Regions from separate parts of the Homo sapiens genome. Here region 1 is linked to region 2. A link is an interaction called in ENCODE POLR2A ChIA-PET data of the cell type or tissue named here. Cell type or tissue: GM12878. All regions are shown on one strand. Each heading gives the region's core, and the rest is flanking DNA. Links, peaks and the distances in the headings are about the cores only.

Region 1 (12,715 bases), core at 2,096-10,095, 560 kb before region 2:
AATAATTTTGTTTGTTTGTTTGTTTGTTTTTTAAAAAAACAACCTAAGTTAGGCTGCCATGCACCATTCTCTAAACTCTTTGTGTATTTCTCCTAAATATTTTTTATTTATTTTTGAATAGCTAATTCACACACATAGTTTAAAAAATTAAAAATGTATTTAAAGGAATACAGTGAAAAGGCTCTTACAAATGCCTGCTACTCATCTACACGTTACCATTGTCATGAATTTTTTATGTATCCTTTCAGAGTAGGAAGGCATACAAATAAAAGTAAATAAACAACCGTATTTTTTTTTCCTTTTTAACACAAAAAAGAGAAACTCTGTTCACACTATTCCACCTCTTGCTTTTTAAAATAACACTATAGGTTGGAGAGCTTTCCGTATCAACCTATAGAAAGCTCTCTTATTCTGGTTTACAGCTGTGTGATAGCCCATTACTTGGGTAAATCATATACCGTATTTTATGAACTAGTTCTTTATTACTAGATACTTAGATTATTTCCTGTCTGCAATTACAGACAGTGCTGTAACTAATAATCTCAAAATATATCTTTTCAATATGTGCCCGGACATCTATGTGATAAATGGCCAGAAGTGTAACTGTTGGGTCTAGGAGCAGATGATGGTCATTTTAATGCTTTTCATCTGAATCTTGCACATGTTGTGTTGAGTTTATTCCTATGTATTTTATCTCTGGGTTGCTGTTGTAAATGGGTTCTTTGCTTCCATTATATCTTCTAACGGGCTACTGTTAATATATATGAAAGCTATTGATTTCTGTGTAATAATTTTATACCTTATTCCTTTAGTATATTCTCTTATAGTTTTTAAAATTGATCAATGAGTTGACTTCAGTTTTCCAAATATTTAGTTTTATTGTCATCTGCAGATAGTAATGGTTTTACATTTTCTGTTCCACTTTTAAATCTCAATTTTTTCAACAAATTTTATATATAATTCTACAGTGAAATATTAAATAATAATAACATTAGTGGGCATTCCTGATTTCATCCTGATATTTAATGGAAATGTCTCTAGTACTGGCTTCTGAATTGAGATACCAATATTTTATTATATTAAAGAAGTTTTATATTTATTATATAAAGTATTATATTAAAGTGTTCATGTATTTCTACTTTATTATTTTCATCAAGAATTTATTGAAATTTTTTAAATGCCTTTGAGAGACTATGTAGATAGTGATGTGATTTTTCTATTAAGATGACAAATTATATCGATTTCCTAATACTGAATCAGCTTTGAAATTCTAGCCTTAGCCCTACTTGATTAGAATTCTTTTAATGTGTTGCTGAATTCTGTTTGTTCACGTTTATTTAGAGTTTTGGAATCACTATTCATAAGTGAGATTTGTTGATAGGTTGGTTTTCTTAAATTTCATAACATTTGGGTATTAATATAATTACTTTAAAATTTTTCCAGCAATAGTATTTATCTCCTTCAGGTTTTCAAATCATTTCCGGAGATTTGAGGGAAGTAGTCTCATTCATTTAATCATCTCTGTTATTTTGGTTATATTCCCTTTTCCATTTCTTTTTTAAATTTTATATTGTATGTTTACCCTTTGCAAAAAGTAGGTTTTTCAGCTTATATGTTTTTCTCATAAACGGTTTATAGATTTATTTATTAGGGCTACTGTTCCTCTATTTTCTAACTCATTAAATTCTGCTTTTATCTTCATTCAAGGCTTGTGTTGTAGTTCTTTTTCTAACATTTTGGATAAGATAGAAATGTGTTTGTTTTCCCTCATTTTTTGGCATATGTTCTTGTTGCTGTTATGAGGAGGTTATTGTGCATGGCTTTAGCTGTGCTGGATACATCCTCCCCTGTCATGTTTTTATTCTAGTTATGTTCTAGATCAGTGCTATGCAGTAGAACTTTCTGGGATAAGGGGAATGTCACTGGCCATCTGTGGGTATTGAGAACTTGAAATGCGGCTGGTATTTGTGAGGTGAGGAACTTAATTTTTAATTTGACTTTTAAATTTAATTTTAAATAGCTACACACGGGCCAAGCATGGTGGCTCATGCCTGGAATCCCAGCACTTTGGGAGGCCAAGGCAGGCAGGTCACAAAGTCAAGAGATCGAGACCATCTTGGCCAACATGGTGAAACCCCGTCTCTACTAAAAATATGAAAATTAGCTGGGCGTGGTGGTGCGCGCCTATAGTCCCAGCTACTTGGGAGGCTGAGGCAAGAGAATCGCTTGAACCTGGGAGGTGGAGGTTGCAGTGAGCTGAAATCACGCCACTGCACTCCAGCCTGGTGACAGAGTGAGACTCCGTCAAAAAAAAAAAAAAAAAAAAAAAAAGCCACACATGGCTCATGGCAACCTCATTGGGTGGTGTGTAGCTAGACATTTTCCAATTTTCATTTGTATTTCTCCTTTTATCCAATAATTACTCAAGATATGGGGCTTTTTTTTTTTTAGCATGTCACTAATTAGGAGATAGAGTTTTAAAATATACATATATTTTAAATATATATATAAATATTTTAAATATAAATATAAATATTTTAAATATAAATATTATATATATTTTAAAGGTTGAAAGAACTTTTAGTTATCCAATTTCATTAACTACTAGTCTTACTGCATTGTGATCAGAGAAAACTGCCTGTATTCTTTGTAGTTTGGGGGCATTATTTAGGATATCTTTGTGGCCCAATGTATACTGTATGTGGGTATACAATGTGTACTGAGAGCACTGGGGCCACTTTGAAAGGGGTTTATTCAGTGTCTTCAGGATAGAATGTTAGATACATATTGATCAATCATGTAATGTTATTTAGAACTACTGTATCCATATTTTCTTTTGTACTTGAACTGTCATGACTGACAGAGATAAATTAAGATTTCCTTCTACCAGTTTGCTTCGATTTCTTGTGTCTCCTTTAATCCTGCTTCATGACTGTGGCTGTTATTTCATATTTAGAGCAGGGCTAATGTGTTTTCATTATGACTCACACAAGTTGGCATTACAAAGTGCCCTTGTCCGTCTTGTTCTGGCCTGAACTCCATGCTGTCTGATATGAAAGTTTGTGATCATTTTCTTCTCAATTGCATTTGACTAGCGTATCTCTATCTGTTATTTTATATTTATATACTTTTATTTCCATGATTTTGAAGCTCTGTTTTAGGAATGCTGTTTTCATTCAGCATCGAGTTGTGTTTGGTTTTGATCCAACCTGAAATCCGTTTGTATTAATAGATAAGTTAAACTCATTTAACTTGTTAATGTGATAGATATGTCAAGCTTTAGTTCTACCTTTTATGTTTATGTGTTCGTGATACTTAAAGGTCTTTTACTATGCACTCCATGAATAGTACTTTCATCACAGAGTTAAAAAATATTTTTGTTTAATGGTTGATTACCCTTACAATTGCAAATTTATGCATTATCACCAGCACTCTCTTTAGTTCATAGCTATTATCTCCTTATCTCCTCCTCCCTACTCTCCATGACCCAATTTCATTTAATAGTATTACCTTTCTTGGTACTTAACTATGTAGTATGAAATATGCTACTGCTTCTATTTCCTGGTTTGTGAGTTTTAAATGATACCTTTGATATCTAGCTTTATAGATGAAGCAATTAGCAAACCTATCTACTCATACTCTTTCCCTCTTCCTCTCCTACGTTTATCACTCATAGCATTTATACCTTGTTTGGGCATATACCATTGGTATTTTATCCTGCCTCACTGATCCCCCACCATTTCAGTCTTATTTGTACAGTTAAACATATTCATGCACTACTATTAGTCCTTTTGCTATACTTTCCTCAGTTTCTTAGTCATCTCTTAGTTGAAGAAACCTCATTCTTCAGCAGTTATCCCAACATAGGCTTATAGGAAAAATATAATCTGAGGTTTGCAGATCGAAACTCTTTTTTGGCATTGGTTATACTATAAAGAGAGCTTGGCCTCATGAAAATCCTTGGCCCACAATTTATTTTCATCTATGTCTTATAAGCATTGTTTCTCGGTCTTCATGTTGCTCTGGAAACATCTAAAGCCAGCCCTATTTGTTCCCTTGTTTTAGTGACAGTATTTTTACCTGGCTTCCCAAAGATGTCTCCTTTCCTTTTTCTAGTTCAACAATTTCACAAAATTATATTTTGATGCTGACAATTTGCAGTGAGTATTTTCTGGCTCATAGTATGCCTGTTCAGCATGCAGATTTGTTTCATTTTATTTAACTTATGCCTTGCCTATTTGTTCTATTTCACTCATCTTTGAAAATTCTGGCCGGGAGCAGTGGCTCACACCTGTAATCCAGCACTTTGGGAGGCCAAGGAGGGTGGATCACTTGAAGTCAGGAGTTTGAGACCAGCCTAGTCAACATGGCGAAACCACCTCTACTAAAAATACAAATATTAGCCAGGTGTGGTGGCACGCACCTGTAATCCCAGCTACTTAGGAGGCAGAGTCAGGAGAATCACTTGAACCCAGGGGGCAGAGGTTGCAGTGAGCTGAGATGGCGCCACTGCACTCCAGCCTGGGTGACAGAGCGAGACTCTGTGTCAAAAAAAAAGAAAGGAAGGAAGGAAAGAAGGAAGGAAGGAAGGAAAGAAGAAAGAAAGAAAGAAAGAAAGAGAAAGAAAGAAAGAAAGAAAGAAAGAAAGAAAGAAAGAAAGAAAGAAAGAAAGAAAAGAAAGAAAAGAGAGAGAAAGAAAGAAAAAATCCAGTGACATTTATTTTACATCTATCATTTTCTTTCTAGGGCTTTTTCACTATATGTTACTATATTACTTTATTTTTCTCATTTCTATCCTTCAGGACTCTTTGTCTTTTTATCACGCCGTCGATTCTCTCTTGTGACCACTGGATTTCCTTTTCGTTTCTATGACGGTTTCGCTTTTTCTTCTATTTATTTTCTGAGTTCTCCTCATTCCTGTCTTATAACCTGCAGTTGTCTCTCGGCATTCTCCTGGAATTATTACATTTCCACTTTGTGGCATTCCTTCTTAGTAGTAATTGCTTCATTATGCTCCTTAAAATCTGGCAAAATGTTTGGTTGCAGTTCATCTTTGCTCAGTGGCACTGTTTTTAGGAGAATAATCCGTATCAGTTGGAAAGCTTTGCAGATCTTTTCCACATATTTATTCACAATAAATTTTCTTACTGTTTATCATTAAAAACTTGGTTTTTTATGACCCAGCTATTGGCAGACTAGTCCTATAGGCAGAGACAAAGCAGGGCAGTCCTGGCTTCACAGCAAAGGGCTTATTCCTTCACTGCCACAGAAACAGAATGCTCACTGTGAATATTGCTCTTCTGTGTGAGACTGGATTTCCATTTCTGGGGCCATCGTGACTTCTACCACCAGCTTTCCTTGTCCTGGCACAAGATATCCACTGTTGCAAATGAGAAATATAGCTCTTGTACTACCAGACTATCAGTTTTTGCATTTTTATGGATCTTCCTGAATTTTCCTTCTTATGAGTCCACTCATTACTCTCTGAGCTTCTGATTTTTCCTACTCTTTCCTACTGCTCTTCCTTCCATCTGCTTCTGCCTTATTTGGGGCTTTTGAAAGTCCCTACAGGTATTTTGAAGTCAGCATATCATCTGATTTCTAAATTTCATGGACAGTTGAATTTGCAGGACTTAGGAAATTCTTCTAGTTTTTTGTTTGTTTGTCTGCTTGCTTCTTTAGGAGAAGAAGGAGAAAACACTGATGGATATAGTCATGTTCATAAGAAGATCTCTTCCGAGTGTTTGATGCAACCTCTGCTTCCGCTATCCCATCTTCTCACACTCCCCTTTGTGCTAGTTCTTCTCATCTGCATGCAGCTTCTTTCCTGTCATTTGACCATCATGGAGAAGCTCTTTTTTCATGAACATTTTCCTTCTGAAAACCACATATGTCCCACTGTCAGTTTTGCACATCTATTTCATTATCAGACTTGAAAATGTATCCCTCTTATCCATTTCCTTACTTTATCAAAAATGTTGGAAATGAATAACATATGGAATGTACATTAACTTAGTTACCATCATTTTAGTTGTCCATCACCAGTACCTAATCATGATGGTTAGTTCATGGATGAATTTTCAACGAATATGCATGCAACAATGCTAGGTGTGTCAATGATGGTTCCTTGACTTAAATGAAGTATATGGTCTGCTTAAATCACCTGCCTTTTTCTGTGATCAACTAATTTAAATTAAGAAATGAAATAAAAAATTATAGCAGGGAGCCTTGAAGGTAGGTTGAAAACTGTCTGCTGAGTCAGTAGCTCTATTTTTATCCAAACAGACAAGAAGACAGCAAGCCCCTTGACTTGTGGTTTCCGTTCTCTCATTTCCTGTGTGCACCCACATGAACCATGTGCCCTCCCTGACTCCCTGCCTCCACGTCTAGAGAAGGAGGCGTGGGTCTTCTCTAATTCCCCTTGTGTGCTTGACTTGTTCCCCACCACCCAAGGGCTAAGGCTTAGGCACTGCGTTGAAAACTTCAGCACAGCAGGGAACCTCAGCCACTCTGTCTTCTATCCATCCTCCCTCATGTCTTCTCTGTACTCCTGTCTCTATCAGTTGGCACCTGGGCCTCCGCCTGCCTTCACCTCCTTGTCTCCATCCTTGCAATGAATGCCGTAGTATGACCACCTCTTCTTCTCCAGTGTAACTTCACTCTGGCACTATTTTCTGAAACTTGTGGACCCTCCATGCCACAGCTACCCTAAACCCACTCTCCTGAGAAGCCCCAGTTCCCAGAACGGAAGTCCAGGTCGGCCCTCGGCCGCCACACTTCCCTAAACAGCAGCTGCCTAAGAGTCTGTGAACCTGCACAATTTTCACTAGCAGTGTCTCAACAATTAGCCGGTGCCTCACAAGTGGGGCAGATGGTATAGCCAGGAATGAGAGTTTCATGTTTCTTCTGATTCACATGCATTCCTATCTAAAGGCTGTTTCCTTTTAGAGACAAACTAATTTTTTCTCTTTCGTCCTTTGCCTGGGCTTTATGTTTACTTCTACAAGCTGGCACTTCCGATGGTTTCTAGAGAGCTCATTGGTGCTCTCTCTCTCTCTAACACACACACACACACACACACACACACACACACACACACTATGTACACACCTCACAGGAAATGGAAACTTGTTCCCATTATGGGTCCTGAAACAAAGCTCTGTGGATATGCATGTGCTACTTAGATTTTCTATCCCAGGAAATGAGTTTAAATACCTACCTCCCCAACAAATTTTTTTTTCAGAGACAACAGACCTCGGAAGACAAGTGGAAGTTGAAACTCTCCTTGAATGCGGTTCTTGGGAGTTGGAAATCTCCATTGCCGTTGCTTCCCCATGGAAGGCTTTGCAGTGCTAAATGGCTTATCTCCATGACAACCAGAAGAGCTGGTTGTTGTTTTTTTTTTTTTTTTTTTCTGCTGGACATTTTTTTCTAGATTTTACTTCATATTTAAAATAATTAAAAGTGTTTATCTCAGTACACCACAACCAGTCATTTACTGGGCCAGTGTCAGGAGGCAGTTCACATCCGTTTGGGGTCCACTCAAACCACCTCCATGCTGTCGGCCTTCAAAGTTTCCAAGAGGTTTGGTTTCTCTTTGAAATCTGGCTTCTCACTTGCGCACTGTATAACTTTTAAACAGATTAATTTTTTTAGTTCCTTATATATAAGTTTTCTGCATGTAAAAATTTAAGATAATTTTATGTCAAGAAGAGCAGAGAAGATGTATTAGATAAAGTGTGAGAGACTGCCTGATAGAGCTGAACACATGGGAAGCATACAAAATATTCATCTCTCTGCTTATTCGTTTCCTTAGCAGAATATCTGGCTGCAGCTTACTGTAGCCATCCTGTCATCAGTTCCCAAACGGGAGGAATGCCATGGTCTCTTGACAGAGGCTCTCTTGCACTGTTGGAGGCAAGGGCCTGCTGTCCTGTCAGGTTGGCCCATTTATCCAGTTACTCGTGAAATATCTTGTTCTCTCAGAGAATCAACCGGCGGCTGTGTGCTGACTTCACAAAGAAAAATCCATTCTCTCACCAAGTAGTTGTCAAGCATAATAAAGAAAAACTGGCAGAATAATTGGGGTGGTTGCTGAGTCTAACTCAATATCGTATGAAAGAAAATATATGGAACAGTGGTGTTTAAAGAGAACTGCACACCTCTGTTTGTATGGCAGGCTCAAACACAGCCAGTCAGACGTATGTAGAGTCAAAGTGAGGAAGTGGAGGTCATTTAGACTACTGGTAGACCCAGAATTCGAGCCAAAACAGAAGCAGAAAACAGAAATAGATGCTTCAGGATCTGTCTCTCTGCCAAGCCAACCCAGCGATTCTCATCAGAAACCTCAACAAACAATTGGAAGAGAAACAGGTAGAAATTGTGGTTCAATTTTAAGGTATCATTGTGTTTATTTTGAAGCACTTTTTTCTTCAAGATGGAAATCATTTTAGTGTCTTATTTAGTTATAAATGTGATGAATACTTGCTGCAAAAACAATCAGAAGAAACAGTTTTATTGCTTTATTTAGTTAAAATGTGATGTAAAAACAACCAGAGGCTACAAAAAATAGAAAAAAGAAAAGAGAAAAAAGATGAAAGAAGGACAAGAATGAAAGAAAGGAAGAAAAAGATGAGAAGAAAACACGTGAAAGGGGTCATAGTATGCCACCCCAAAATATATTATTTTGGGACATTGATTATTTTGAGCTGTAGATGATCAAGAAACAGCAGATCCAGGAAGATTATTTAGAGCTGAAGATGATTGAGAAATAGCAGATCCAGGAAGAGCTGTCTCCCCACTTTCTATGTATATAAAAGTGGGGCATAAATTTTCTGTAAGAAAAGTACCCCCCAGGTGCCAGGAAGAGGAGAGAATTTTTGTCAGAGATGGGGAGTCGAAGCTGAGATGAATCCATACAAACAAGCCTACTAAAATTATATTTGCCTTCCATTAATTTTCCCTATGTATTTCTTAGTAACTGTCCCATGGTTTGCCTCCCCAAACCCAAACCCCTTTCTCCCTTGACTGTCCATGTCTCCATAATTTATTATTATCTGTTAAAATGATATATAGGTTCTTGTGCCTTTTCACCTCTTTGAATTCTCATTTCTTACATATGAAAGGCCCCATATACACATAAACACATTAGTATCAAATAACATTTGTATGCTTTCCCTCCTATTAACCTGTCTTTTGTCTATTTAATTCTCAGGACCAACCACAGAACCTAACAGGAGAGAGAAAAAGTCTTTCCTCCCCTATGGAAGGAAGGAAGGAGAATAAAAATAAAGCATGATTGGTAATACAGCCACTCAAGAGAAACACTGTCCATTGGCTTTTGATTACTGACCACAGTAATTTATATTCTCCAAAAAAAAACTAGTGAATGTGTTCAGCAATTAGCCCATTGGTGAAGGCATGGAGAGTCATGAGAGCTTGTTCCTTTCATGGAACAGTCTTTAAGTAGAACTATTGCGTACAGTACAAGAGGAGAGTTGTTCCTAGAAGTTAGGTCAGAAGATAGAAGTTAAGGGACAAGATAATAAAGGAATTTATCATCCTAAAGCTTTTGATTTTCTTTCCTCATCTGCTGGATGACACATAACGCAGAATTGGAATGTTCTAGAATGTTCAGAATTTAGAATGGTTCCAAGTTGTCAACCCAATTCTATAAAGACATGTGAGATACATAAGGGTACAGGAATAGATGCCTATTTTCACTGGCATTGTAATGTGTTAAAGTGTGGAAGAAGCTCCAGTTTTTGCACTTGAGTCACTGTGCAGATAGACCTGTCCATTGATATTCTAAGGAAAATGTTACCAATATGGGAGAATGGGCTCTGCTGTATCAGAAGGAGACAACATGGCGTGATGGTTAAGAATTGGACTCTGGGCCAGCCGTGGTGGCTCATGCCTGTAATCCCAGTACCTTAGGAGGCCATGGCAGGCAGATTATCTGAGGCCAGGAGTTCGAGACCAGCCTGGCCAACATGGTGAAAACCCATCTCTACTAAAAATACAAAAAATTAGCCAGGCATGGTGACGGGCACCTATAGTCCCAGCTACTTGGGAAGCTGAGCCACGAGAATCGCTTGAACCTGGGAGGTGGAGGTTGCAGTGAGCCAAGATCATGCCACCGTACCCCAGCCTGGAAACAAGAGCAAGACTCTATCTCAAAAAAAAAAAAAAAAAAAAAAAAGAATTAAACTCTGGAGTCAGATTTCTCAGGTTTATCCTAGCTCTGCCACTAGGCTCTCTGACCTTGAGAAAAAGGTAGCCTTTTAATATATCAATTTGGGCAAACATAAAATAGGGAAAATCGCAATCCATCCCTTTTAATATTAGAAAGTGGTGGCTGTGCAGTGGCTCACACCTGTAATCCGAGCACTTTAGGAGGCTGAGATGGGAGGATGGCTTGAGCTCAGATGTTCAAGACCAGCCTGGGCAACAAAGTGAGACCTTGTCTCTACAAAAAAAAATTAAAAATTAACCAAGTGTGGTGGTGCATGCCTGTGGTCCCAGCTACATGGGAGGCTGAGCCAGGAGGATTGTTTGAGCCCCAAAGGTGAAGGCTGCAGTGAGCCATGATCAAGCCATTGCACTCCAGCCTGGGCAACAGAGTGAGACCCTGTCAAAAAAAAAAAAAAAAAAAAAGAATATGGTGTAAGTAAATTAACATAAAACACTCAAAACCATGCCTGGCACATGGTAAGTCCCATATAAATGTTAGTTATTCTTAACTCTGTCCTCACCATCTTTGCATCAAGGTTGGAAGAATTATTAACCACTTTCTGTCTCGCTAAGCACATTTTATATGCTGGCATGCAAGGATATAGTAAATACCCATTAGTCTGGAATAATTTAGAACTAGATATAATTTTGCTTATAAAATCAAATGGGGCTGGGCATGGTGGCTCACACCTGTAATGTTAGCACTTTGGGAGGCTGAGGTGGGTGGATCACCTGAGGTGAGGAGTTCAACACCAGCCTGGCCAACATGGTGAAACCTGATCTCTACTGAAAATACAACAACAACAACAAAAATTAGCCACGTGTGGTGGTGCATGCCTGTAATCCCAGCTACTCTGGAGGCTGAGGCAGGTGAATTGCTTGAACCCGGGAAGCAGAGGTTGCAGTGAGGCAAGATTGCACCATTGCACCCCAGCCTGGGCGACAGAGTGAGACTCTGTCTCAAAAAAAAAAAAAAAGTCAGAAATTGGTCAAATATCCTCAGAGTTCCTAAAGTTGAATGATGCCATTGCATTTATTCCCTTGCTTGATCTTCTACAGATGCTTACACTCTAAACTCAATATTTTTCTCTTTGCTACTGTTCAGAAACAATAGTTGTCTCTCCTGCATTCCTCAGCTATCCCAGTGCTTCCTCCATTGGGAGCTTTTTTTTTTTTTTTTGAGACGGAGTCTCGCTGTGTCGCCAGGCTAGAGTGCAGTGGTGCAATCTTGGCTCACTGCAACCTCTGCCTCCCAGGTTCAAGTGATTCTCCTGCCTCAGCTTCCTGAGTAGCTGGGACTACAGGCGCCCGCCACCACACCTGGCTAATTTTTGTATTTTTAGTAGAGATCGGGTTTCACCATGTTGGCCAGGATGGTCTCGATCTCTTGACCTCGTGATCCACCCGCCTCAGCCTCCCAAAGTGCTGGGATTGCAGGAGTGAGCCACCGCGCCGGGTCGTGAAGCATTTTTACAGAAGGTAGCTCCATGGCTCTGGGACCCCTTTTATAGACTCTGACTGCGTCCCCTTTCATCCATGAAGTGCTTTCTCCATTTTTCCTCTTCTCCACTCCCTTGCAACAATAGTTTGCAAAGTAGAAATTGTCAAAATTAAATCTCACGTGCCGTGTGTCAACCTACTTAAATAGCTGATCTGCATCTTTGTTCACTTGTGTCTGAGCAACCAGCGTATTTTTCTTTTTCTTATTATTTTTCTTTTTTAAAAGATGCAGAATCTATGGACATTAAAATAGATTTGTAATAGCCAGAGCCATGCACAGACCATTGCTACAAAAGTGTACTTTGCACCCTCAGGCTCTTCACGCTGAAGAGTCTTTCTCTTCCCTCTTATGCTGGGTCTGCCTAGTGCTCTTCTCTACCCCAGCCCCTGTAGTGTTCAGATCAAATCACGCTTTATTAGGTGAAACTCTATTGAATCGTGAAACTTTCAAGCCCATATAGTATCCTTTGCCATATCTCGCCTGTGTCTGAGGTTACCGAGAGAAAATTGTCTTTTCCTTTCTCATGTCTATGCTGCTTTTTCTTGCGTATTTTTCCAAAATTTGAGACACACTACATCCTAAATTTATATCAACAAAGAAACTACTGCTGAACTATCAATTAAAGATAATAAAGACAACCATGTAATTTTAAAAAAATCAAAATTGCCAATAACATTTCTATTTTAATACCTCTTTCAGGTAAAAATGTGGAAACCTATTTGAATTCCATAGCAAGTCTCAGTTCAGATGTTCCTCCACTCACCATGGGACTCCGAGATGGTTTGGATAGCTTGTCCTCTCCAAATCTCATGTTGAAATGTGATTCCCAACGTTGGAGGTGGGACCTGGTAAGAGATGTTTCTGTCATAGGTGGATCCCTTATGGTGCTGTGTCTGGGATTGGTTCCTTCCAGTGGGTTCTTGGTCTTGCTAACTTCAGGAATGAAGCTGTGGACCCTCGTGGTGAGTGTTACAGTTCTTA
Region 2 (10,022 bases), core at 1-8,000:
CATCCTGGATCTTCCTCCACTATCATCCTGTCGAGTTTATTCACCTCTCATGGGACTGACACAGCTGTGCACTGGATCACATGTCTTATGAAATTCCCTTTCAAGGGATAAATGACAGCTCTGCACAACTACAAACGAGGACACTAAGACCAATAAAAAGACACAGACTAGCATGAAATAAGAGGTTTATGGTCTGATTAAAGTCATGTCCTTGTTGCACAATGGAAAATTGCAAGAGCAAAGATATTCTTTATAGAGTGGACCCTAGCCACAGCATGAAGGTTTCATGTTGCATGAAAAGACTCTGGACTTATGCCTTTCATGCAACTGGAATGTCCCCTAATATGTTTACCAGTCTTTTTCCCTTCATTCCTGCACACTGTAACCAAAGGAGAAACACTCTCCTGATTACTGTAGACAGGGACATTCTGAGGGGCCCTGAGCAGACAGGACCTTAGGTGACCCTGGTGCCTTTGCGTAGAAGAACCTTTCTCATAAGATAGTTTAACATTATTTATAATAAGGAGTCACCGAAAACAACTAAAGTATCCGACAACAGAGGGCAATTTCCAAAGGTTGACTTTAAAAAAAAAAAAAAATATATATATATATATATACACACACACACACATATTTTGGCACTTCACAGACAATCTCTAAGTATCACAACAAACCTGCAAGATAGATATTTGCATGACCTTTTTACAAAAGAAGAAACTGAAGTACAAAATGGGAATGTGACTTTCCCAAAGCCATTTAGCAATGAAAGGATAGAAGTTTAATTCCAAAGCCAGTACTTGTTACCATGTATTATGCTGCGTGACAGGCAAGACATCCTTTCCAGACATCCTGTCCTAGGATTATGTTTTGGTCTCTTGAGCAACACTTAACAGATATGTCTTCATTTTTAGTAACCTGTGAAGCAAGAAATTGGGAACTCCTAAAGGCTTCACTAGCCAGGACTAAGCACTTCAAGCAGGCAAAGGGGCAGATACTCAGAAAACCAGTGAAGGCCGGGGGGACACCAACAGCGTTTCCAGGGTTGTGAGTTAAAAAGGTAAACAATGCAAGTCAATTGGCAGATGGCCAACGGTCCTGTCTGACCTCACAGCACAAGATTTTCAGAACTGCATGCCCTTGACCGATAGAAACCCTGCAAAATACGTTCTAAGTATCACTATTTTGAAACTTGAGAGGACTGCAGAAAAATCCAGATGGCTTATATCCAAGAGAATTTTTGAGATACCACAGAAAATATAACAAGAGCTCAAATACAGAGATTTTTCCATTAAAAAGTACAATGTATAGCAACTTGTGAATCAAAAAAAAAAAAACAAAATACAAACAAACAAAAAAACCAGCTGTTACTTTGGCTGCCATTGCTATAATCTTGTTTCCTAACTGGGGCTCAGTGGAAGAGATTAATCTTCAAAGGCATACTTTGAAATCAATCTACACAGGAACGAAGACTAAAATCAGAGAAAACACGGAAGGGTTTGTAATTAGACTTCACTGTTTCTGAAGCAATTAGGCTGCAGGGAGCTATGCAAGCCATCCAAGCAACAGTTTGAAAGAGAATCCTCACTTTGTAAAAGATTAAAAGAAAAACAAGACACAATCAGTAAGTCTTTGTAAACTTACCTATATTAGCGGCAATAAGGCTGAAATTAGGGTTTTACAGCTTGATCATAATTCTCAAAACAATTCACACTAAAATATAAACTCCTAAATATGCATTAATATGCTATCCCTTCGTGGACATTTATGTTAAGGCAAAGACGGAACATTCTCATTGCAGAATTTCAGATAGGAGAGAGTAGAGTCTGAATCACCGAGCTAGAAAGGACCTGAGAAATCATCTGTTCCAATTTCCTCATTTTATAGACACCTTGGGCATAAAGGTGTAGGTAATTAGCAGGTGTTAGAACTCAAATTTCCTGACTCCCCTCGCCAGTGTGTCTCTTTCTATGGGAGGGGAGGTTTTGCCTCGTGGCAGAAGGGCCTATGGCATCACAGGAGCAAGATAGGGTAAACCCTAAAATCACCTGGGGTTTTGGGGGGATGGGGTAGAGTTGGGAGGGTTTGACAACCTCAGAGAGAAACTGCACACAGAAATTTTCTGAAGGATGTTCTCTTCCACCCAACCTTATAGGTGGTAAACAAGAAAGGCCATTTTGAAGCAACACATTGGCATTAAGGACTTTTAACTGTGGGCATTAGAAAACCCTTCTCTATGGTCTTGGGGCTCTTATACATTTTATATGTTAGAAAATAACTCAAAATTATTAGCACATAGATCATTTGAAGTGTTAATCATTTCTGCAATGTTTACTCTCTACATTGTAAGTTTAAAAAAATACATGTCCATATTTTTTTGGTAAAGGCTCAATTTAATATACAGACCTGTTAACAAAAATGCTGAGCTAAATCTACACAGCCTCATAATTGCTTGTCTTTCCCTTTTTTTTTTCTTTTATATCCTTTTTTCTTACTTAGGTATGTACTATTACTGCTTGCAAAAACAAGGATCTACCATATGATTATTTCTAATTATTCTTGTGGGGGATTCAAAATTTTGAAAAAAAAAAGCAGTGAAAATTATGCATTCACTTGCAGAAATATGTAATTTTGGGGAAGTTATAGGGAAAAGTGTCAGCAACACTATCTTGCCTGAAGCTTGAATAGTTTAAAGCAGAGAAATGTTGTCATGGTAGTAATCCAACTAAAATTAGATTTCTACTTCTAACAACAAGATTGGATCCCAGGGAGAGGCTGAGAGACCTTAGTTCATAAACTCCACTTGGTGTACCATATGAAATAGCTTTACATACACCTCTGCTTTTGGTGAAGTTGGCATCCCTGACCTCTGACCCAGGCATGTTCACCATGAGCCAGGCATATGGAGAGAGTAGAGAGAACAAAGACTGCTCAGTCTGGGCATGGTGGCTCACACCTGTAATCCCAGCACTTTGGGAGGCTGAGGCAGGCAGATCACTTGAGGTCAGGAGTTCAAGACCAACCTGGTCAATATGGTGAAACTCCATCTCTACTAAAATACAAAAATTAGCTAGGCGTGGTGGCATGCACCTGTAATCCCAGCTACGTGGGAGGCTGAGGCAGGAGAATCGCTTGAACCTGGGAGGTGGAGATTGCAGTGAGCTGAGATCGTACCAGTGCACTCCAGCCTGGGCAGCAGAGCGAGACTCTGTCTCAAGAGAAAAAAAAGGCCCTGATCAGCAACGTCTCCACCACACATCCCAGCACTTAGCCAGCCCTCTGCATCAGGAAAGAGGGAGCAGCAGGGGAAACCCCAAGGGAAATAAAGACTAACTTTATCTATTTGCACATTTGTGTTGGGCTCTGGTTGCTGCTGAGAGACAGAGATACCAAAACCTGTACGAAAATATTAACAACAGGTTGGAAAGTTGAAATGCTTAGTCAGGCCCACTTCAGTTCCATTTTCCCCTGCTCCTAAGGAGGAGAAAGAGCAGAGTGAGAGAAAAAGAGCAAGAAGGAGGATGTGTAAGAGTTCCTGACATCCGCCTTCATAAGTGGCCACTATGTGCCAAGAAAAAAGATGAATAAGACACAGCCTATTTAGAGTAATATCACGTCTGGGGAGCTGGATTCTCTCACAATATGTCGACCGTATCCCTGAGAACAAGGGACGCAGAAGTGTCTTGCGTAGTGCTCAGGACACAGTGTGCACTCCGGAAGGGTTTGTTCAATCTCCACCCACATCTGAACGTCTAGGACCTGCTTTGTTGAGGGAATGTGACTTTCATGGGAGAGGCGTGATGGTTAATTTCATGTGTCAACTTGCCTGGGCTGTGGGGTGCCCAGGTTAAGCACTGTTTCTGGGTGTGTCTGTAAGAATATTTCCAGATGAGATTAGCCTTTGAATGGGGGAACTGAGTAAAGCAGATGGCCCTCCCCAGTGTTGTGGGCCCCATTCAATCTGTGGAGGGCCTGAATAGAACAAAAAGGCAGAGGAAGGAGGAATTTACCTCCTTTTTTCTGCCTCATTGCTTGAGCTGGGATACCTCATCTTCTCTTCTGCTTATTTTAGACTGGAATTTACACCACTGGCTCCCCTGCTTCTCAGGCCTTCAGACTTGGAATGAATTACACCATGGGCTTTCTTGAGTCTCCAAGATGCAGATGGCAGATTACAAGCCTTCTCAGCCTCCATGATCACATGGACAATATTGGATATTCCTTATAATCAATCAATCTACCTATTTCTATGTATCTGTCTCTCTGTCTATCTAATCTTTCTCTCTTTGTCTCTCTCTCTCTCTCTCTATCTAGCCAATTAGAAAGCTATTGTAAGTTATTTCTTCCATGAGTGGGGTGGGATTGGAAGTTAGAGGGCACAACAAGAGGCCTAGACTCTAAAGACAGAAGGACAAGGAAGAAAAGAAAAAAAGAAAAAAAAAAAACCTTGCAGTAGAGACTGTCATTTATTACCTAATACCCATCCACTCCCCCCTCCTTAAAGACCAAACTTCTTTTTACCTGGGTGCTAAACATTACATTTCCTGGTCTCTCCTGCAGCTTGGCATGACCATGTGGCTAAGCTAGGCTCAATACAATGTAAATAAAAATGCTGAGTGGGACTTTTCCAGGAAGTTTTATTGAAAGGCATAGATTGTCAGCAAGAGTTTGTTTTGCATTTCTGCTTTTCTTCTCTTTCCTACCTTAATGTGACAGCTGGACCTCCAGCAGCTATTTTGGACCTTGAGGTGGCCTTGGAAACAAAAGCCATCCATGCACTGAAAATGTCAGAGTGGAAAGATCAGAGCATGAATTTGTAAGGACCACCTTGCTAGCCAGTATTACAGTTACATGACAGAGAAGTGAACCTCTACCTTGCCTAAGCAACTGATTGCTTTGTGGTTTTCTGTTATGTGTGACCAAATCTAATTTTAACTAACCCAGAAATCTGCTCTCTGTTGTCCTCTAACTGAATGTCAATGGCTTCCCATCTATAGTTACTTACATGAAGTATGATGACAGATTTTATATTATGAAAAGAGCAAGAACAATGTCGTTTTAAACTTCCTTTGATTAAAAAAAAAAAAAAGCTCATTTCTCTTTACTCACACCCTTTGTGATTTGCCACTCAGATTTCCAAGAAAGGGAAATTAGTCAACCTGCTTTCTATGTACCAGAGCTTTCTTCAATCCCTGCTGGCCATGAGTAATATGGAATCACACATACACAAAATGGGAAGAGCCCTGCTTCTAAATTCTTCACCGACTAGCTCCGGAAGTCCCAAGAGGAGGGTTACTCGGGTTCTGACACCATCCTCCTCCCTAATGACACTGCCCCCCTAGCTCTTTGACTCCCTGACACTACCTAAAAGGAGAAACTCCTGCTTCTGGAAATCATGAGGTCCAGGCTGCCTCCCAGCTCACAGGCTCACCACACTCCAGTGGGTTCCAAATGCATCCTTTACAGCTTCTCAGACACCTAGTCACCCATTTGCCCCAACAAGGACATCTTGTGCTTTCAACATCTAAGTAGATTTATGCAATTTTACTGAAAAACTCTTTAAATATTTATTTGTTTTTCCAACACAAATGCCTTTCCCAGAACCTAAGCTGGATCATAAGATCCCAAGGAGGAGGTTTATATCTTGCTATTCTTTGCATACCTGGCACCTAGCATAGTGCTTATACGTGGAAGGGATTTATTAAAGTTTTTGCACAAACGACAGCTCCAGCGGATAACACAAATACTCACATTTATTTTCTCTTCTAACCCTAAACAATCATCCTGGCACCAGTGAGCCCCAGCTCTTGTCCTTTAAGAGAAATTCTTTCCTGCACACTCTTACTTAGCTCTGAAGAGCAAAAGGATTTTTCTCAGGTCGTCAAGCTGTGACTCTTCACCTCACACAGCACTGGATGTCTTAGAGGGGCTGGGGGAGAGGAGACGGTCTTTTGCCTCCATTTTCTTGATGCTCTGTCATCCCATTGTTTCCTACACCTCTAGGTCCCCACCAATGGGTACCACATCACAAATATAAAGGTCAGCATTTAACTTGGGAAGTGCAAGCCTAACATGCCACAAAATCCTCAACTTCCAACTTCTCTCTACCCGTCCACTCCCACATTGCTCTACTAATGGAGAAAAGGAAGAGGTTCAGTGAACAATGAGCATCGTGATCATCATTTGGGATTTGGCAGACGTAGAATAAGAAGACAGCTTTTAGGTGCTCAGGCTAAACTCTCTGGTGGGACATCGTTTAGGGGATAATGTGGGGGACTCAGTCTCTTCCAATCGCCTGACTGGATAGCCAAAGAACTCCTGAATTTGGATGCAGGAGCAAGGAGGGGGCCTATTGCAAACTTCCTGCTGCAAACAACCACTGCACTGTCCACACACAAGAGGCAAGGGTGTCACCCCATTAGCAAGCTACCGTAAGTTCTTACTACAGGAAGGCAGGATTCAATGGGCCGCTGTGCAGGAGAGTCTGGGAGGCTGGGTGGAGATCCTGCCATGGCAGGGCAACAGGAGCAATAGCAAGGAGAGAAGCTGGCTCAGGAAGGGCCCCTCCCACCACTGCTTTGGAGAGTTTCTCTGCATGACAGCACTCTCAATCCCCCTAAATCACAATGGGGAGTGAATCTGTCTTGTTTCCTCATTATATACTGGGGACCTAGCACAATGTCTGGCATATGTTAGGAACCCAATAAATATTTGTTGAGCAAACAAATGAATGCACACACAATGAAATTGCTGATCTGTGGCTTTAAAGCAAATCTCAGGGCACATTGCAAAGAGTTGATGCAGAGCAGACGCAGCAGAGGAAGCTTTGGTGTATAAATTAGCACGTGCTTATTTAGAAGGACCCAAGGATTTTGATAAGCTGAGGAAGAAATCTGTAATACAGCATTAACCTGTACGTCCCTGCCAGCCAGAGATTATAAACTTGTACAGGCTCAGGCACAGCCCCCAGGGACTTTCAGAAACTCTTTTCTCTCTTTCCTTGCAAGCCAGCTCCTTGTCGTAGTAAAGCGGATTGGCAGTTGAGACGCCCAGCTTCAGGTCTCACTCCTGCCGGCACTTTGTGTGCATGTGAGTGAGTGTGTGGGTTGACTTTGGCCAAATGACTTAATCTCCCTACATCACAGAGATGGAGATCATGAAGATAATTTCTGCTGGACTAAATTCACAAGTTTGTGTCAACATCAAACCAAGGAACTGGTCTGAAACACACTTTTAAGCCCCCAAAGTCCAAAAGGCAGGTGTTCTTTCCATTTTTTCTTTTTTTTTTAGCTTTTTCTGGTTTTTCATCCTTTTTGAATTCCTTAACTCATATCTTTTTCTTTATTTTTCCCCAATGTTCTTCTTATCTTTCTTTGTTATATTTGCATGGATTTGTACACTTTTTAAAAAATGCTGGAAATCCCTTCTGACCCATGAGTTCCTTTTTGTTGTGTCTTCCATAAAACGGAGCAAAAGATTGCACAAAACTTACTCTTGATAGATTTGGTGGCACTGAGCAGGACCCTGAGATCTCGGCTGGAGCACTGAGCCTGGGGCGTGAGGGTAAAGACTGGCTGCTTGCCTGAGCTCAGGGGCCTCAGCAGGCCAACAGAGGTCAGTGATCTTCCCCAGACTTCACAGCTTTGACCACAGCCATGTTCTTAGCTCCATTAGGAAGCTCCTCGTAAAATGTATGCCAAGTAATTTGCCTTATTCCTCCCATTCCTCCGATTTCCTCCTCAGCAGACATTACTTAAATAACAACAATTTGCAACCTCTATGGGAACTTCTGTACAAAGAGGAAAGAGGCTAAAACTATGGATTCCAAACCATGTCAAAGTAGGACAACATAAACACGAGGTCAAAGAAAGAAAGTGGCTTCAGCTTCCCTCGGGACACGTAGTTTCACGTTGATTAAAGATTAAACAATACTCAGAATTATGTGAAGGTTTTATCCGGCTCAGTGCAGCAATTCAGGCTCTTTCTGAATGGAGAGGCCGAGAAACCCTCCCTCTCCTGGCGTCCAGCATTTGACGTTCCCCAGAACAATGATGAATAATGAGTCCACCAAACATCATATCATTTAACCTTCAAAAAAGACATGTCAGTACTCTCATTAAGGGCATTTTACCCAGAGAGAAACAGGCTGAGAGAGGATTAACCACGTGCAGAAGGTCACCAACCAGCAGTGGCAGAGCTGGAATTCTAACTAGGTTTTCTGGTTCATTTTCATTTTCCTTGTAGTTAATTCATAAATGTACTTTGTCTTTATCCTTGTTGATGTACCACAGGAATAGTAAGTTTATGCTGCTCATATTTCAGTAACATTCTGATTTAAACAATGTAAATCACAAATGGGACCCGTAAGCATGTTTTTTGTTTTTTGTTTTTTTTGAGACGGAGTCTCACTCTGTCACTCAGGCTTGAGTGCAGTGGTGCGATCCCAACTCACTGCAACCTCCGCCTCCCAGGTTCAAGCAATTCTCCTGCCTCAGCCTCCCAAGTAGCTGGGATTACGGATGTGTGTGCCACCACACCCGGCTAATTTTTTTTTTTTTTTTTTTTTTTTTGTAGATATGGGGTTTCACCATGTTGGCCAGGCTGGTCTTGAACTCCTGACCTCAGGTGATCTGCCTCCCAAAGTGCTGGGATTACAGGCGTGAGCCACCACGCCCAGCCAGCATGTTTTCTTATAAAGCTGCCTTGGTCGATCCCCCTAAAGGTTCACATCCAATGTCATGGGATCGAGGGTGATTTGGGGTGCTCAGCACATGATATCCTGTAGTTCCACACCTCTGCCTGGTCTACACTGAAGTCCTTGTGTATAAATTCAATAATGAACACCAAGTTTCCTTAGTAATAGAAAGTCAGTTTTTACAAGTTATAAGTTTTGATGACATTGAGTGATGATAGGAGCAGAATGGGTTTGAACATCCTGTTTTCCAGTCATAAATGAAATTCACTGTAGAAACTTCAGCAAATACAGACTATAACCCCCAAATCCTTTATAATTGAGGCAAACCGGAGCTTCTGGATTACTGGGAGGCTCATGTGACATTTTTTCCAGGCTTTTTTGTCTAAGTCCATCACTGGCTTCATGCTTTGTAGTCCATGGTATGCCACTTTGATCACATAGTATTATACTGCGGTTTTCCTCCACATCAATAACAATTATACTAAAACATTTTTACACTTTTCAGTATGCCATGACTTGCTGTGAGTTATTGAAATGTCGTAAATAACCATGTCTCTTTTGCTTGGCACGCGTTCCCAAAGTAGGATGGCTGGGATAGAGGGAAAGGACATCTTTCAGGCTTGTTATGCACTGTGCTGTGGACTCTTGTTGTGGGGTCCTAGGTCTGCCCAGCATTTTGGGGTTCACCCCGTGACCCTCTACGGGTTTCCATGCCCCCAGCACCACGTCCATCATCATTTCTGGGGTCCCCTCACCTCAGAGAGCCTGCTTCCTATGACTGCGTGGGCCAGCTGGAGAAGGACGACCCAAGACCCCTCAAGTTTCTGTGTCCTGACCCCAAGCATAGGCCTGAGTGCTCCTGGGGCCCAGGGGCCTCTACGCACTACTCTCTGGGGCCCACTGTCTGCACTCTCAGGCCTGGGGGGCTCCCCCTCCTGTGCACCTGTCTCTCCCAAGCAGGTGGACACCAACGTCTATGTCCCCACCTGAGAATCCGCAGCCACCTTGCCAGCCTTCCTGGCTGTGGAGCCTTCCGGTACCTTGACCTGTAAATATGGAGTTCCTGTTTGCTTTCTTGTCTTGGTGGTGAGGAAGGAAGGGGAACTGTTCCTTTAAAGCCCCAAACACTAGAAAATTGGTCTGCAAGGTTATATGAGTTTGACCTAGGTGTGGGATACCTGCAAGTGTGTTTCTACATTCCTAAGGTGCTACTGGTTTCACTTTGTATTAGGATTAGGGGAACAGTGGGGAGCATTGGTGGGGGCGATGGGGAGTGCTACTTGTCAAGTTTCCCTTTGATCAAATGATGAAGAATGGGTGTCATGAGAAT

The links. ChIA-PET counts read pairs that join two places held together with the same protein. Peaks named below come from ENCODE experiments on the same cell type or tissue, not always from the same donor. Only the 100,000 strongest peaks of a DNase experiment are listed, where the experiment ranks them.
Region 1: POLR2A ChIA-PET joins it to region 2 with 5 read pairs; 2 of 35 experiments call an interaction of 5 or more read pairs at or near these places.

The regions. Positions count from the first base shown.
Region 1 is chr10:6,921,380-6,934,094 of GRCh38, forward strand. The region is part of intron 3 of LOC105376387 (a long non-coding RNA gene); the gene reads right to left. Among named protein-coding and RNA genes, the nearest start is that of LINC00707, 150 kb to the left of the region's middle. RefSeq lists enhancers at 6,516-6,935, 6,667-6,756, 12,294-12,715. In GM12878, for the core only: no CTCF peak of the experiment used is centred there; DNase peaks (open chromatin) are centred at 6,442 and 6,882; H3K4me3 peaks cover 2,137 bases; H3K27ac peaks cover 3,011 bases.
Region 2 is chr10:7,487,625-7,497,646 of GRCh38, forward strand. No RefSeq gene overlaps it. Among named protein-coding and RNA genes, the nearest start is that of LINC02642, 20 kb to the left of the region's middle. RefSeq lists a silencer at 943-1,237. In GM12878, for the core only: no CTCF peak of the experiment used is centred there; a DNase peak (open chromatin) is centred at 4,864; H3K4me3 peaks cover 420 bases; H3K27ac peaks cover 2,102 bases.